Regions from separate parts of the Homo sapiens genome. Here region 2 is linked to region 1. A link is a contact called in ENCODE Hi-C or POLR2A ChIA-PET data. All regions are on one chromosome and are shown on one strand. The core of a region is the stretch at or near the end of the contact, and the rest is flanking DNA. Distances in the headings are between cores, read along the strand shown.

Evidence for each region. A loop is a pair of places that touch in the nucleus more often than their neighbours do. ChIA-PET counts read pairs that join two places held with the same protein, here RNA polymerase II (POLR2A). Pooled maps may share reads with other maps.
Region 2: a loop to region 1 is called in a map of psoas muscle, with 3 times the contacts of the local background. The contact joins the enhancer-like site here to the promoter of HDAC9 in region 1. A Hi-C loop is called at or near these places in 5 of 168 maps with a recorded cell type or tissue (B cell, Calu3, gastrocnemius medialis and 2 more), 1 of 37 single-sample maps with no recorded cell type and 3 of 50 pooled maps. POLR2A ChIA-PET finds 5 or more read pairs at or near these places in 4 of 52 experiments (MCF 10A, OCI-LY7, PC-9 and 1 more).

Annotation. Positions count from the first base shown.
Region 1 is chr7:18,491,304-18,498,470 of GRCh38, reverse strand. It overlaps HDAC9 (histone deacetylase 9), which reads right to left and starts at 2,722. Exons shown (of 26, transcript NM_178425.4): 1 at 2,448-2,722; 2 at 2,147-2,209. The coding sequence starts at 2,168. RefSeq lists an enhancer at 2,944-2,993.
Region 2 is chr7:18,455,700-18,462,866 of GRCh38, reverse strand. It overlaps a transcript of HDAC9 not described here. Among named protein-coding and RNA genes, the nearest start is that of HDAC9, 36 kb to the left of the region's middle. Within about 2 kb of position 3,831, at least 4 of the 41 ENCODE cell types and tissues checked have a DNase peak (open chromatin) inside an H3K27ac peak, as active enhancers do; they include gastrocnemius medialis and psoas muscle, where a contact is called at or near this core.

The DNA of each region.
Region 1 (7,167 bases), core at 1,473-3,972:
CACCAGCATCACCATCTGTTCCCTAGCCCTACAGCAGTGAATCTCAGTTTGCTGAAGGTTAAGGTGGGGAGATTTTAAAAACCTCAATCCCCAGGCTGTTCCCCATACCAATTAAACCAGGCATTCTGGGAGTGGAATCTAGGTATCATATTTTGTAAAGTGCTTCTGGTGAGTCCAACTTTGAGAGCCAGTGCCTCACAGGAAGTATACAATAAAGACTAGGTGAATTAAATTTAAGAACATATATGAAATATATGGCATGGCAGGAAGGGTGTAATTGTTTTTATGCTTCACATTTTAAAAATAAATAGAACTTAGTGATTATGTATTTATACCAGACAGGTTTTGGGAGTTGATGTTAACCTACATCACTTTTCATTTAATAGCTAGCTGCTGCTTAAATGTTGCTTCTTGTAGAACTGGCCAAAGCATGGACAGCCTGAAGCACTTCCCTGTCTGAAAATCTTGTTGCTTTGTACACAAACCATTAAATGCTAGGAAAATGACAATCTCTACTGAAATGGGTGTAAAGCTGTATGTGATTATCAAAGATGTGGAGAAAAAAGCAAAGCTTGCAAACACCTGTAGCCAGCCTTAGCTTCAGCAGACACTTGCTACTTGGAAGGCATGTATGTTTCTACCATATGAAAAAAAATATCAAACTTGTAACACAGAAGTGAGGACTAAAAGGATAAAGCATAGTGCTGAAAAGATTTCTAAAATAGTTATTTTCAAAGGGTTCATCCATATTTTAAAAAATAAAATGCTAAGTTAAATGACCAGTCCCATTAGAGACATACCTGTTAAACCCTCCCGGAGCCCTTGTCAGCTTTGCAGCTATAAGAATAAACTGTACTGAAATTCTGGTAGGTTTGCTTTTGTTAAGCAGGCACTATTCATTAACATAATTCCTGTCACTTAAGTGTATAAATACCAAATTATGCAAAATTGATATTTTATTCTGATTCCATGAAAAGATTGGGTCAACAGAAGGATCTTAAAATTAACATAACTAACCAAGGTTTAAAGAAAACTAGCTTTAAACATAGATCCCCATATGGGAAGGTGTATTAACACCAAAACAGACATCATGCCAACCTGTGGAATATTTCTTTCACACCTAGCTCTACAAAGTAAACACTGCTTTATGTGGCATTCTTATCATGGAAATCTAGGCGGTGATCTATAATTACGATTAAGCCCACATGGGAAGTGGGATCTAAGTGAGAACTTTAAGCCAATTTTAGGTTGAAACATTCAGAAGAGGACAGAAACAAAGAGTTCCCAAAGCTTTAGGAAATAGCCATAGGAAATAAATATGAAAGGCAATAATTACACGTTAAGTGATACTGCCTGGAGAGTATGTTCATTTAGTAAGTATAAATTGACAAGGCTGACAAGCTCAATCTCCCACCAGCTCATCTCCTTGAGAAACTAGAAATTAGAATCTGTTCCTATTATCCTTTAAAACGCTGCACCTGCTTTTAACACATTTACATGTGTGTTATGCCATCACATCTGCCTGACAATGCTAGACTTCCCACATGTTTTTGAAGAAAATTAAAATAAGCATCTGCTAATAACAATTTTATTTCATCCTAAACAGTTTCATTTGGGGCTGATGAGAAAAAGCCACATAATGGAAAAAAGAAAACTACCTTTATAACTCTGTGGCAAACACATTTTAGAAGGTAGGTCTATAAATAGATGTGCTTCTGTAGGCACAGAGTAAATATAAAATCGTCAGGCTAGCGGGGCTGCAGTTTAAACTGAAGCCCCAATATGAACTTACCTGATTTTTAAAGTCCTATTAGAATAGGCTTACAATCAGTACACAGCTCCTTTTTCTAGTTGCATAGTAAAGGCAAAACACCCCCAACTACATTTTACTTATCTCAGTCTCATCTTTCATCAGAAGCAATAGTTTGCAATTTCATTCAGAAGCTGCTGTCCCTAAGCAGACTGAATATGCACAGAAACAGTAATGGAAGGGATCTAAGTTAAACCCTACAGACGCACCAAGAAAATAGCAACATCAACACGAAAAAGCAGCAATTTCCTTAAGAGAGGTGCTTTTCTTAGCTGCATTTCCCAAGCCAGCCCCCTTTCAAACCTAAAACGTCTCAGTTATGAAAGAGGATCTTACCTGAGCTGATCATACTGTGCATTCTTTGCTGAGCCAAGAGCTGCTCTCGTCCAGCCACCCCATCTGAGGAAAAACAGGAGTCACTCTCGTAAATTGTCTGCAGCATATTCCAGTCACTCTTACTTCAGCTACATGAAACATTCATCACTGCTCAGTGCACCGGCCCCAGGAGCTACCCTCGCTGGTTCTCCCTCCTCCCTGAGGAGAAGCAGCAGAGGATCAACTTCGACAATGATTTCCTTTCTGCTCAAATGGGCATCCACTTTTAAAAAGACCTGGACACTTTTCCCATGTTACCAACCTGTGTGCAAAGCAGAAAGGACAGAGTGGATGCTATAGCTCTCTGGAGTTTAGGTTATCCCGGAAACTACAAGCAGGTGGGAAATAGGAACGTGCTTCGGGGTTATTTCTTTGTCAGAATACGTAGAAAATTATTAAGTCTACCCACGAGAAAAAGAAACCAATTAAACCTGGCTTAGAGTTCTTCAGGCTGCTAGGGTTTTGTTGCAAAAACCCTCAGTCCTGCAAGTGGCTCCAGCCGGTGCCCTTCTCCTATCTGTGTCTGTGCCTCTCTTCCCCCTTTCTCAGTCTCTCTCAGCTCAAGTTGGCTAAAGCGAGTGATAATCCATTTGCATATGAATCAACAACAGCATGGCCCACAGGCACAGAAATAGAACAATGGTCGGCCTGAGCCAAAAATAGGTCAAGCATGGCCGAGTGATTGGAGCCTGCATTAATGCATTTAAAAATACCCCAGCAAACCCAGCTGTCCAGCCTCTATCTTTCCAACCATAATTCTCTATCGCAGGGCCTTAAAACCAATTAACTCTTTCCTCTCTCGAAGCTTGCTTTACACACTGTGTTTCCATACTGGCGATTCGCTTCCAAAGAAAGGAAGGCAAGAAAAAAAATTAAGAATCATAATTCTAAGAGGGCAAATGCACATACATTTCATTTCATTTTATTTTTGTAGTATGTGTTTTTGGAAGAGAGAGGAGAGAAGTACAGAGCTCTGTATTGGTTCTAAAATAATACTGGAAGCTTTTGCTCATAATGTGGTTTCTGCCTCACCCACGCACAGCAATCCTGGTGTTCTATTTTTGTTGCCTGTTTCTCAGGCTACACTGCAGTTGGCTGTAGCACTAGAAGCTTTTCTGCCTTCTAGTTTCAGGACTAACAGGAGATTTAGCAGAGGTACTTTTGGAAAACAAGCACACCCCAGAATAAAATTTTTATGAAGGACAGGCTTGATTTTTTACTTGCTATTTATGCAAGACAATTGTCCATTTCACAAATCCTATTGTATCTTAGTACCACCTATGAATTTTATCGCATCCATCCAGTTAGTACTATATCTATAAACAAAACAAAACACAAAACACAAAACCGTGGCTTATATGTGAAAATTTCCCCTCAGCCTCTCAGGCTAAATTCAATTTACTTGCAAAAGGAAAAGAAAGTAGTCTGATTTCTTATGGATACAGAATTTCTGAGCATATGCACCTGTTGATGGATAAATCATATATATGGTTAGTACCCAACTATGACTGTTCTGCATTCAGCTATACATTGGTTGCCCGAAATATGGACCTCCTAACTTTTCTGTAGAAATAGCATTTATGATAGTCAATAGATTACCAGACACATTGTGGCGTTCAGCTATACAGTACAGTAGATAGTATCAGAGTTTTATAGTCTCTGGTGCTACATTTATATCCTTTCTATATAAGAGATAAATTTTACATTCCAAAGAGGGATCCTAGCATCTTGTCACTTCCAAGAGCAAACCCAAAAGTGATAATCTACTAGTCATGGAAGCTCTTTTCTCTTTTCTAAACTAAATCAGCGAGGAAAATGTAATTCTAAGGCATCAGAAGCAACAGGGGAAAGAGAGGAAAAAGCAGATTATTTCAAAATTCCCAGAACAATCCGATGGAAGAGGGATCTTGGTCAACTCCAGAGTATGAAGTCAGAGGGGGCAAACAAGGGGACACAGAGTTTTGATGAAAGGGAAGAAATAAGCACGTTAAATCATTCATCAAATAGGCCACTGCTGAATTCCTCTTCTTTCACAGATTAATTTCTACTGAATACTCTACTTCTTGAAAAATTGTATTTGGATATGTAAGTTACAATTTTTAAAAAATATATATTCCAAACTGCGTTTGACTTAAGCTACACAACAAAATCTTATGTTCCTGTCAGTGGAAAAAACAAAAAGCAATTATCTGATTCCATCTGATATTACAAATAAACTTTTGATTACAAAATTTATGTGTAAAATTCAAAGGATAGAAACAGTGTGGACCTAATAATTTTCCTTAAGGATGATGTACTGAAGTAGTAACTATCATCACATTTTAGACCTGGGAGGAAATTTAGAGATAGTCAATTGTAGTTTTCAAACTCTGTCTCATGACATAAGGTACCTGCGAGTTGCCTAAGTTTCCTCAAAAAAGGTTCTCCGTGGAACCAGGGGAGCTCCACTTTTACCTGTTTCCATTTGGAGATTTGAGATTTCTTTTGAAGAACTTTTTTTTTTTTTATTCTACAAAACATTTATGTAAAGAACATTTTTTAAATTGCGGTATATTTGACAAATCAAGATTCTTTATATTTCAGGTGTACAATTTGATGATTTGATACACCTATACCTTGTGAAATAATTACCATAATCAAGCTACAAATCTATCATCTCAGCTAGTTACCATTTTTTTTGTGGTGAGATCAGAACAAGAACTTCTTATATTAAGAAAAACAATCATTGAAATTCACTCATGAGGAAACGAAGGAGGCTTGATTACAAAAGGACTCACTATTGGAGTCAGGCTTTAAAGACAGTAGCTTAAGGAAATACAGGTAATTAATAACTAACCATATAGGTCTAGCATTTATATTATCCAGTCTCACCATCTTGTCCCTTACCAAAATGATACAAATCATTATCTGAGATATTCCAAATAAAATTTAATATGATCTACTGATGAAAAATGGACCCACTGTCTGTTTCAGAGTGATTTTTAACAGAATACAAAAATTTATGATGAATATACAAAAGAGATAACAAAATCACCATATTGATACAATATGCCTATGCATCTTTTGTCTTTTTAAGTTTAAATTACACCTTCAAACAACAATTGATAAAAAAAGATCTCTCAGCTTTTATAATAAAAAATAAAAAATAGAATAAAACTCCAGAAGACTGAGTTAGTAATTATCCTAGTTCTTAAAGGATCCAGGAAAGGGCATTCCACATAAAATACTGTAAATAATGTGTCTTCTTCATTTTGACCATTATTTAACATGAGGTTTATTTACGTTTCATCCCTGCATTCTTGCAGTATGTTTTTCCATCAGCCATCTTCTCTTTTATTTAACTCTTGATAATGAAAAAATATTTTAGAGTGAAAAGACATTGGATACTTACAAAAAACCCCACTTGTTTCTCAGAAGAAAAATAAGTATCATCAAAACAACCATCAACTATATTGATTACCATATTTCCATTATTAAGAATGTTGAGTTAATTCTTCCCACATCATCTCAGTAATGTTAGTAAAGAAATGTGACTCAGTTTCTTTTGGGGTATTTATAAAACTACAGTTTACTAATGTGGGGGAAAAAGATATATGTTCTATTACAAGAACTATAACAAGCTAATACAAATGTCAGGCTAGGTAGATGGGTAGTTTAAAAAGTTTCAATGTAACAAATTCAAATTCAATTAAGTAAGCATTTATTGCAAACTAATCCAAATATTATATGTTATATACACATAGGTCAAAGAAAAAGGTAAAAAAAGTAACAAGGGCCAAAAAAATCTCAGGTTCTCAATTTAATAGTAAATGAAAGTGGGAATTAAATCCTAATGTAAAATGTTATTTCAAAGTTACCATAATCCAATTTCTTTCTATGCAGACATATAAGCAAAAAAAAAGTATTAAAAAACCTGTATGGCACCAAAATATTTCCAGAAATATCCTCAGACCTCTAGCTCACAATGACCTTTTCTAAAATGGATTTAGATCACAATCCTGAAAGACACAATCCCACATGCCATAATCCTGAATGTTGAAATCTGAAAAGATACAAAATCCCTAAGGTCTAAATCCCTTAGGTCTAAAATCTCTCACGTCTACAATCCTGAAAATAACAATCTCGAAATATTAAAATCTCAAATATGAAATCTTGAAAGCTGCATTCTGGTGAAGCGATTAGTTTTTGGTCGTATGCAGGATTATTGCATCATGTTAGTTGCATCATGTTAGGCGGCTGTTACAGTCTTTACTTGGAAATTAAGTATGGTTAAGGAGAGACTTACGGGAGCCAAGTTGACAAGGGGTGGACCTGTGGATTCAATTTGAGATGTCACTGGATTAAATACTTAGAAACCTATTAAAGCATTTTTTGGGTGTGTCTGTGAGGGTGCTTCCAGATGACATTAGTGTGAGTTTGAGTGGATTAGGTGAAGAAGATCTCCCCTCAATGTTAGCAGGCACCATCCGATCTGCCGGGGACCCATATAGAACAGACACAGGAGGTGAACTGGTTTCTGTCTGAGAACTAGGGCAGGCTTCTCTTCGAATGCCTTGGACATCAGAAATTTGATTCCACGAGAACTGCATTATCACAACGTTGACTTTGCATATAAGCAGTACTTCTGAACCCAAACATGTCGAAATTTCTTCAATAAATGAAAGAAAGATTTTGTACATCTGCGCTTGTGAAAGAAAATTTATCAGGATCTCGGTTCTTTGGGTAACTATATGCGTGTTGTTGACCCACTGAATTTTTTGATCCATCTTGCCAAAAAGCTTAGCTTCTTCATCCGGAAATTTAAGATGACTACAGTTATATAAAGCTGGGTGCACACAATTATCAACCACAGTGATATGCATTTATACATTTCCATTTTTGACCTATTTCTTTATAAATACGGTTTGTCTGCATCATAACTGTTATACTGGTGTGACTGTTGCTAGTATACCTGAGTGTTTTTGCTTGTAAAAATATGTGCC
Region 2 (7,167 bases), core at 2,582-5,081, 37 kb after region 1:
CCCTATGCATAGGAAAAACAGCAATAATAAAAACACTATTAAACATGATCAAAACTGGACACACCTAAACACCCATCAAGAGTAAAGTGGTAAGTAAATTGTCATATATATTCACAGTCATGGAGTAGATATTATACAGCAGTAAAAATCAACAAACTAAAGTTATAAACGACATTGTGAATCAATCTCACCAACTTAAGTTTGAATAAAAAGGCCAGTCACAAAAGAATATATACAATATCATGATATTTTATACAGCATAAAAACAGGCAAAATGAAACAAAAACACTGATAGAAATCAAGATAGAGATTACCTTTGGGGAAGAAGGTTGGATTGGGGTTGGGGTTGGGGGCTTGCTTGCTATAATTCTAATGCACTGGCATTATTTTATTTCTTCATCTGGGGGTTAAGAACTAGAATATGTTCATTGAGCATTTTCTGTATGAGGGTTTTAATTAAGAAAATAAATAAATAAAGGTTCCTGACTTTTAACAGCATTCTTAAAAATAATCGAGTAATAATGTGAACCTAGTGTCTGAGTAATTTTATAAAACAGTTCTATGAAGAGTGGATGAGAACCAGAAGCCTAGACAAAGGAAAGAAGCTAAGAGGCTGTGTGCAACAAACAATTCATTTATCAGAGATCAAATACTGGCGGGTGACTGTGAAGATGGAATTGCTTATAACATCATTATTTGAAGGTTAAAACATACTTTTATATGATAGTCATAATTTCCAGATGATTTTTTTTTAATGTTAAGACCAGAAGTTGTAAACTCTGAGTTTTATAACTATTTAAAGGAGATAGATAGTATTACATGATAACAAGAAATACTTAGTCAAAACATAACCATTTACTAATTTAGTGATCACGACCACACTGCTCAGTTTCTCCAGGCCTCTGTTTTCTCATCCTCACATTTGGGAGGATGAAATGAGATAATCTATGTCAGCTGTCTAGCTGAATGTCTGGTACATAAGATGCATCCCTTACATGTAAGCTACATTATCATCATAGGAAACTGACTAAAGTCATATTAGTTTAAACACATTTTTAGTGTAACAGTTTAATCAAATATTTCATCTAAATGTTTATTTAAAAAATCTAACAGTAACACAGTGATCTTAAAATAATTAAGGGAGATCTCTGATCAGATGCTGCCCTGGAGATAAAGGTAGGCAATGACAAAAGTGACAAAGTGACAACTTCAGTCCAAATTTGCCAGTAAAAAATATGATGGTTTTTAACACGCAGTTGCTTTTCCTAGTACTAATTTCAGTGTTATATTTACATAATAAAAAAGAAATTGTATTATTAGAGAGCATAATACAGCTGCTAACAAAATGAGGGGCAAATGTCACACTACCAGGTTACAATATTATAAACATTTTAGGAAATATTGGATATGACCAAAACTTTTTAAGCATTTTGGACTTTTAAAAAAATTGTAAGCAAAATATTTTAGTATCATTCAATTTTACAATAAACACTTCCACTAAAATTCTCCCTTTACCATTTTAACTGAAACTTAATCCCAAATTACCAATATCTACTTAAGCATTACATAACAGATTTTTATTTTTAAATTTTATGAATTTTGTAATAGGATCAATCTATGTCAAAAAGGGTTAGGTTTGCATTCTAAAAATCAATTAAGTACTGGTTTCCAACATTTAGCCTTTTTTTTCTGACTGAAAAGTCTGCGTATGTCTGAGAGAAATATATGTGTGTATGTATGTATACGCATGCACACGTACACATACGCAAGATTTGTTGTAGGCTTCTTTTGCCTAACTTTGTTATTCTTTTCCACGGTTAATAGGCTTCCCCACAGAAAGAGTGCCGCTTATTTAATTTTCTTCTTCTGGCTTTTTTACTCTTCTCTAGAAATCATTGCTTATTTTCCAGAGCCTATTAAATAGGTTGAGTTGCAAAATGTTAGTCACAGTAGATCATTAGGTTGTTTTAATAATTTTTCTGCTCAATCTACCTTACAGGAAAACATAGTCTTTCCCTTCAAATACTTTCTATTTGGGTTCAGGATAATCCACTCCTTTTTTTTTTTTTTTTTTTTTTGAGACAGAGTTTTGCTCTTGTTGTCCAGGCTGGAATGCAATGGCGCGATCTCAGCTCACTGCAACCTCCACCTCCTGGGTTCAAGGGATTCTCCTGCCTCAGCCTCCCGAGTAGCTGGGATTGATTACAGACATGTGCCACCACGCCTCGCTAATTTTGTATTTTTAGTAGAGATGGGGTTACTCCATATTGGTCAGGCTGGTCTCCAACTCCCAACCTCAGGTTATCCACCCGCCTCAGCCTCTGAAAGTGCTGGGATTACAGGCGTGAACCACTGCACCTGGCCCCAGGATAATCTACTCTTAATACAATAGAATGAATTCGAATTCCATAAAATACAGAAACCTTTGAATTTTGGTCCTCAAATGCAGTTGCTATTTACCATAATTCTACAAAATTTTATATAATTGAAAAAAATATTGTTTATTCTGCCCTGAAACCAAGCTTAGCCCCTGTCAAAAGATTTGTTTCCTCTCTATAATTCCACACAGGTTAAACTACAAACACAAGTACAAATAATGCTATAAATTATCATCAGTATGGTGATGGGCTGGAATTATACCTTCTACTCATGAACAACTATGATTATTAGAAGCAAACATAACTTTGGGAGGCTGAAGCAGGAGGATCACTTGAGGCCAGGAGTTGGAGACGAGCCTGGACAACACAATGACATCCTGTCTCTACAAAAAGTCAAAAAGATCAGTGGTGCGTGGTAGTACATGTCTGTAGTCCCGGCTACCCAAGAGGCTGAGGTGGGAAGATTGCCTGTGCCCAGGAATTTGAGGCTCCAGTGAGCCATGGGTGATGAGCAGAACCTCTGTCTCGAAAAAAAAAAAAAAAAGCAAATCTGTAGGCTAACATTTCCAAAACCCTTAACTTCATCCATAAGCAGTATGCAAACTGACTATCTGAAATACTTGATATAAGAAAAGCTTGATATTTAAAGTGGAATAGATGGATGCCTTTCTTAAATATGAGGACAGGAAGAAAAGCTGTAAGAAAACCAAAAGGGAATTTCCTTTCACTTTAATAAGGAAGTTATATGATGTAGCCCAAGGGGACACACTATCCTTAGAGAACTCTACTAGGCTCCAGCATAATCCCCCAAATCTACACTTGCAAATGTTAATTTGTAATTTGAATACCATGAAAATTAAATCATCACCCCAGGCAGGACGATTTACTGGCAAGGGAGCAAAAATTGAAGGCTAAGGGCTGTTTTCTGTGGTTGCCATTAGTCAATTACAGTCAGTCAAAGGAAGCTTACATTACCTGTTATAAAATTGCTTCCCCAGAAGACAAATGCTTTAAAAAAAAACTAGAAAAATAAAGCATCTGAGCATGTAAACTACCAAAATGCTATTTATTTACTCACCATTTTTGTAGAAAATTTTTTCACTTACCAGTTTAATATAATTTTATGCTTTCCTATCAAATTCCCACTCCACTATAGTATCCTTCTATTACACTTTTCTGGGAAGAGGAGTTAATTCTTAGCATTTTAACCTCAGTCTGGTTTATCTGTTAAAACTTAGTAGGAAGTAACAGATATCAGGCAGTTGTGGCTAAGGAGAGGAAGGAATGCAGGGGCCTAAGATAAAAAATTATAACACGAGTAGAGAGGGGTAAAAAGACCCCAAGATATGTCTAATCGATCTGAGTTTTGCCCAGCTGGTAACCTGCTGGTAACCTGCTTCTCTGACTCATGCCAACTCCGAACAGCAACCTCTTGGTCAGTAGCCCGTGGCAAAACTGGGTCAAGCATATCTTGGCCAAGTTGTTGCTGACCGCAGCTTTGACCAATAGCCTGGAAAAGGAAGTCACCCACTCATGTTCAGCTCTACTCCCAAGAAACCAAAGAAAAAGGATAAGGTCTGGTTCTACCTGGGAAGATCCTACAGCAGCCACAGAATAGCACCCATGGTACAAGGTTCCACATGAGGTCTGTGGGGATAAGAAAGTCAGGTTGAAGAAGGAAGGACCCTCCATGGGAGTTGGAGTGACAAGCAAGAGCCACCACCTCCAGCTCTCTCTTTGTTACTACTCTGAGTAGAGGTCTACAGCTTATCATTTATTAATCGAAGTTTTGCCTAGTTAAGCCACAAAAAAAAGTTTTGATAGCAAGATATTATTTTGTGACCTTTCGCCATGATACAGAACACTGCAAAAGGAAACCAAAATTCATCAGTTAAAACACAGTAGCATTGGCTATGAACTTTTAAATAAATTCAATCTTTGTGAATTGTTATCCAGTACTTAAAAGGACAATAAATCTTACTTCCTTTGGAAACAAACTACAAGAGTATTAATAATATTAGTGGGTTACTACTGGTTTTAGCACAAACTCATCTGAATTCTATATTTATTGGTATAGCTTGGAGGTCACATAATTAGAGGGTTTTTTATGGTTTCCTAGTAACCATTTTCTATCAGAAGCATTAGCCATAGTTCACATATGCTCATCTAAGTTACCAAGCCTAAAAGAGCTCTCCTCTTGCTCATTAGATATAATGCTGCCTAGTTCAGGTTTTCATTTCAATACATTCTTTTCATCATTTTCACCTGTGAATTCTGGTCAACCATCCACGATTTAATTACCAGCACCCTGGCACTGAGAGGGTGAGCGTCTCTTTTGATAATGCAACACTTCCCTGGGGCAAAATGCCAAAGAGTTGTCAGCACAAAGGCACCTACTCTTTGATGGCAAGGCAGCAAATGTCACAATACAACAAATATGATTCAGCCTTAACGTTTTTATAAAAACCAACCCCATCTGAGGCGTGTATGGCCATACACAACCTCAGATAGTGAGAAAGAACACACGAACCAGACTCTGTAGTGTCAGTGTGTGCATTTGCATACACGTGTGTGCTTCTGGGAACACATGCAGACTCTCTTTCAATGGAAGTGATCTAACTCCCATCTGGCAGAATAAGACCCATCCAGGAACAAGGAAAAATCAATTTAGAAAGTCTTATCACCTGAAAATAGGTGATTTCAAACACCATGAAGCCAGTTTAACAATACTTTTGACTAATCAACAAAATGAAGCTCTATGTAAACTATTTTTAAAAAACTCACTAATGCCTCAACAACATCAAATTCAGTTGATATGAAAGAAAATTAATTAGAGCAGACGTTTATAACCTACAGTTTATAAAACTATTATGGCCTATATGCAGAGATCAACCAATTTGTAAATATAATGGGTCAGCTGCACAGGGGCAGACAGCAACTAATCAGAAAGAAACTCTCAATTAAAAGTTTATGAATAATTAGATTATTTTTAAAACTATATTTTGTAACTAATTTTAAAAGTTAAATTAAAATTTTGAAGGCAAATCAAATTTATAATATCTCATGAATTTTATTTCTTCACAAATATATTCACTGAAGCAATTTTATTTCTTCACAAATATATTCACTGAAGCAATTTCCCTTTCAGTTAATGACAGTTCTATTTCATATTAAATTAAAAGAGTAAGGCAGTATAAGTTGATGGGATTGTCACTGAGTGGTTCACTTGAAATACTGTAGGAAAAATGGGAGCAGAACTGCATGCACATTTTCTGGGATATGAAATGAAAAAAGCTTTATTCTCTTCTTTCTCATTAGCAAGGGTTAAGAAATGGACATGCTGAGTTAATCAAAATCTCTGAGATTCAACAAGTATCTCCAAGGAATCCTGGGAATGGAAATCTACTAGACTAAGGTCTCAGAAAAGGTAGGCACTTGAGCTCCACTGCCATCTTTCTATACCAGAAAACCTGAGTTTGAGGACAACACAATTTGTAGCAAAACTGAAGGTGGATAAAACTATGTGTGACTCCCGAGTATAGCTATATATAAAGCTGGTTCTACTTCCAGGGCCATCGTTTATGTGAGCCAATAAATACCCTGCAGCTATTTGAATTGGACATTTTTAACTTGGAACCAGAGTTCTGCATGGCACATCACTGCATATTCAATTTAGAAAATAAAAAACAATTTGAAAAATCTCTTGTGAACGAGGAACTTGCGAATCATCCCATTTAAGTAAGTACACAGTAAGGATTGTTATTCCCATTTTATAGACACAGGAAGAGAGGTGGTGTAGAGAAAATCATAACTGAAATAGAGAGGCCAAACCTTAAATTTAGTGTAATGTTATACATAATCTTATTTTCTAATATCTTCCATCAACTGTTTTTCAGGTTCATAAATCATATGAATGAAAGTGGTGAGTATATATAAGCTCAAAAACTAAAGGTGGGCTGGGCTTGGTTGCTACCACCTGTAATCCCAGCACTTTGGGAGGCCGACGTGGGTGGATACCTGAGGTCAAGAGTTCGAGATCAGCCTGGCCAGCATGGTGAAACCCCATCTCAACTAAAAATACAAAAATTAGCCAGGCATGGTGGCATGTGCCTGTGTCCCAGTAACTTGGGAGGCTGAGGCAAGAGAATCACTTGAACCCGGGAGGTGGAGTTTGCAGTGAGTGGAGATCACACTGCTGCACTCCAGCCTGGGCAACAGAGAAAGACTCTATCTCAAAAAAATCAACCAACCAACCAATCAAATCAAATCAAAAGTAAAGTTGGACAAATAATGCAAATGACTTAATTTATGGTAGAATGAAATTATTTTATCAAAATTTGTTCTAGCTCAGCTGTAATTATTTTACCTAATACGATCAGCAAGGAAATAAAATGTGCTGGGGACCCTATTTATGTAATATGTCATTACATTTCTATCCCAAGAAAATTTTAGAGATGGAAACTCACAAATATTTTAAGGAGTTAAATCTCCCTAGCAAGTAAAAAAGCTTCTTCTGTTTCTTTTAGAAATAATTTCCTTGCTTCTTTATTTTATCCTTTGGTTTCAATGTTTTCTGGTTATAGCTGATGTCAAGGTTGGCACTAATTGATGATAAAGGAACATTTTTAAACAGCAAGGAAAACACATTCTAAAGATGCTTTATAGCTTTCAGTAATCTAATTTGTGGGAAATGGAGAGAGGAGTACCACAGAGTGCTTTTCAATAATTTATGGTGGAGATTCACCTTCTAAATTTAGAAACATAATTTGTGACCCAACTGTGCTGTGAA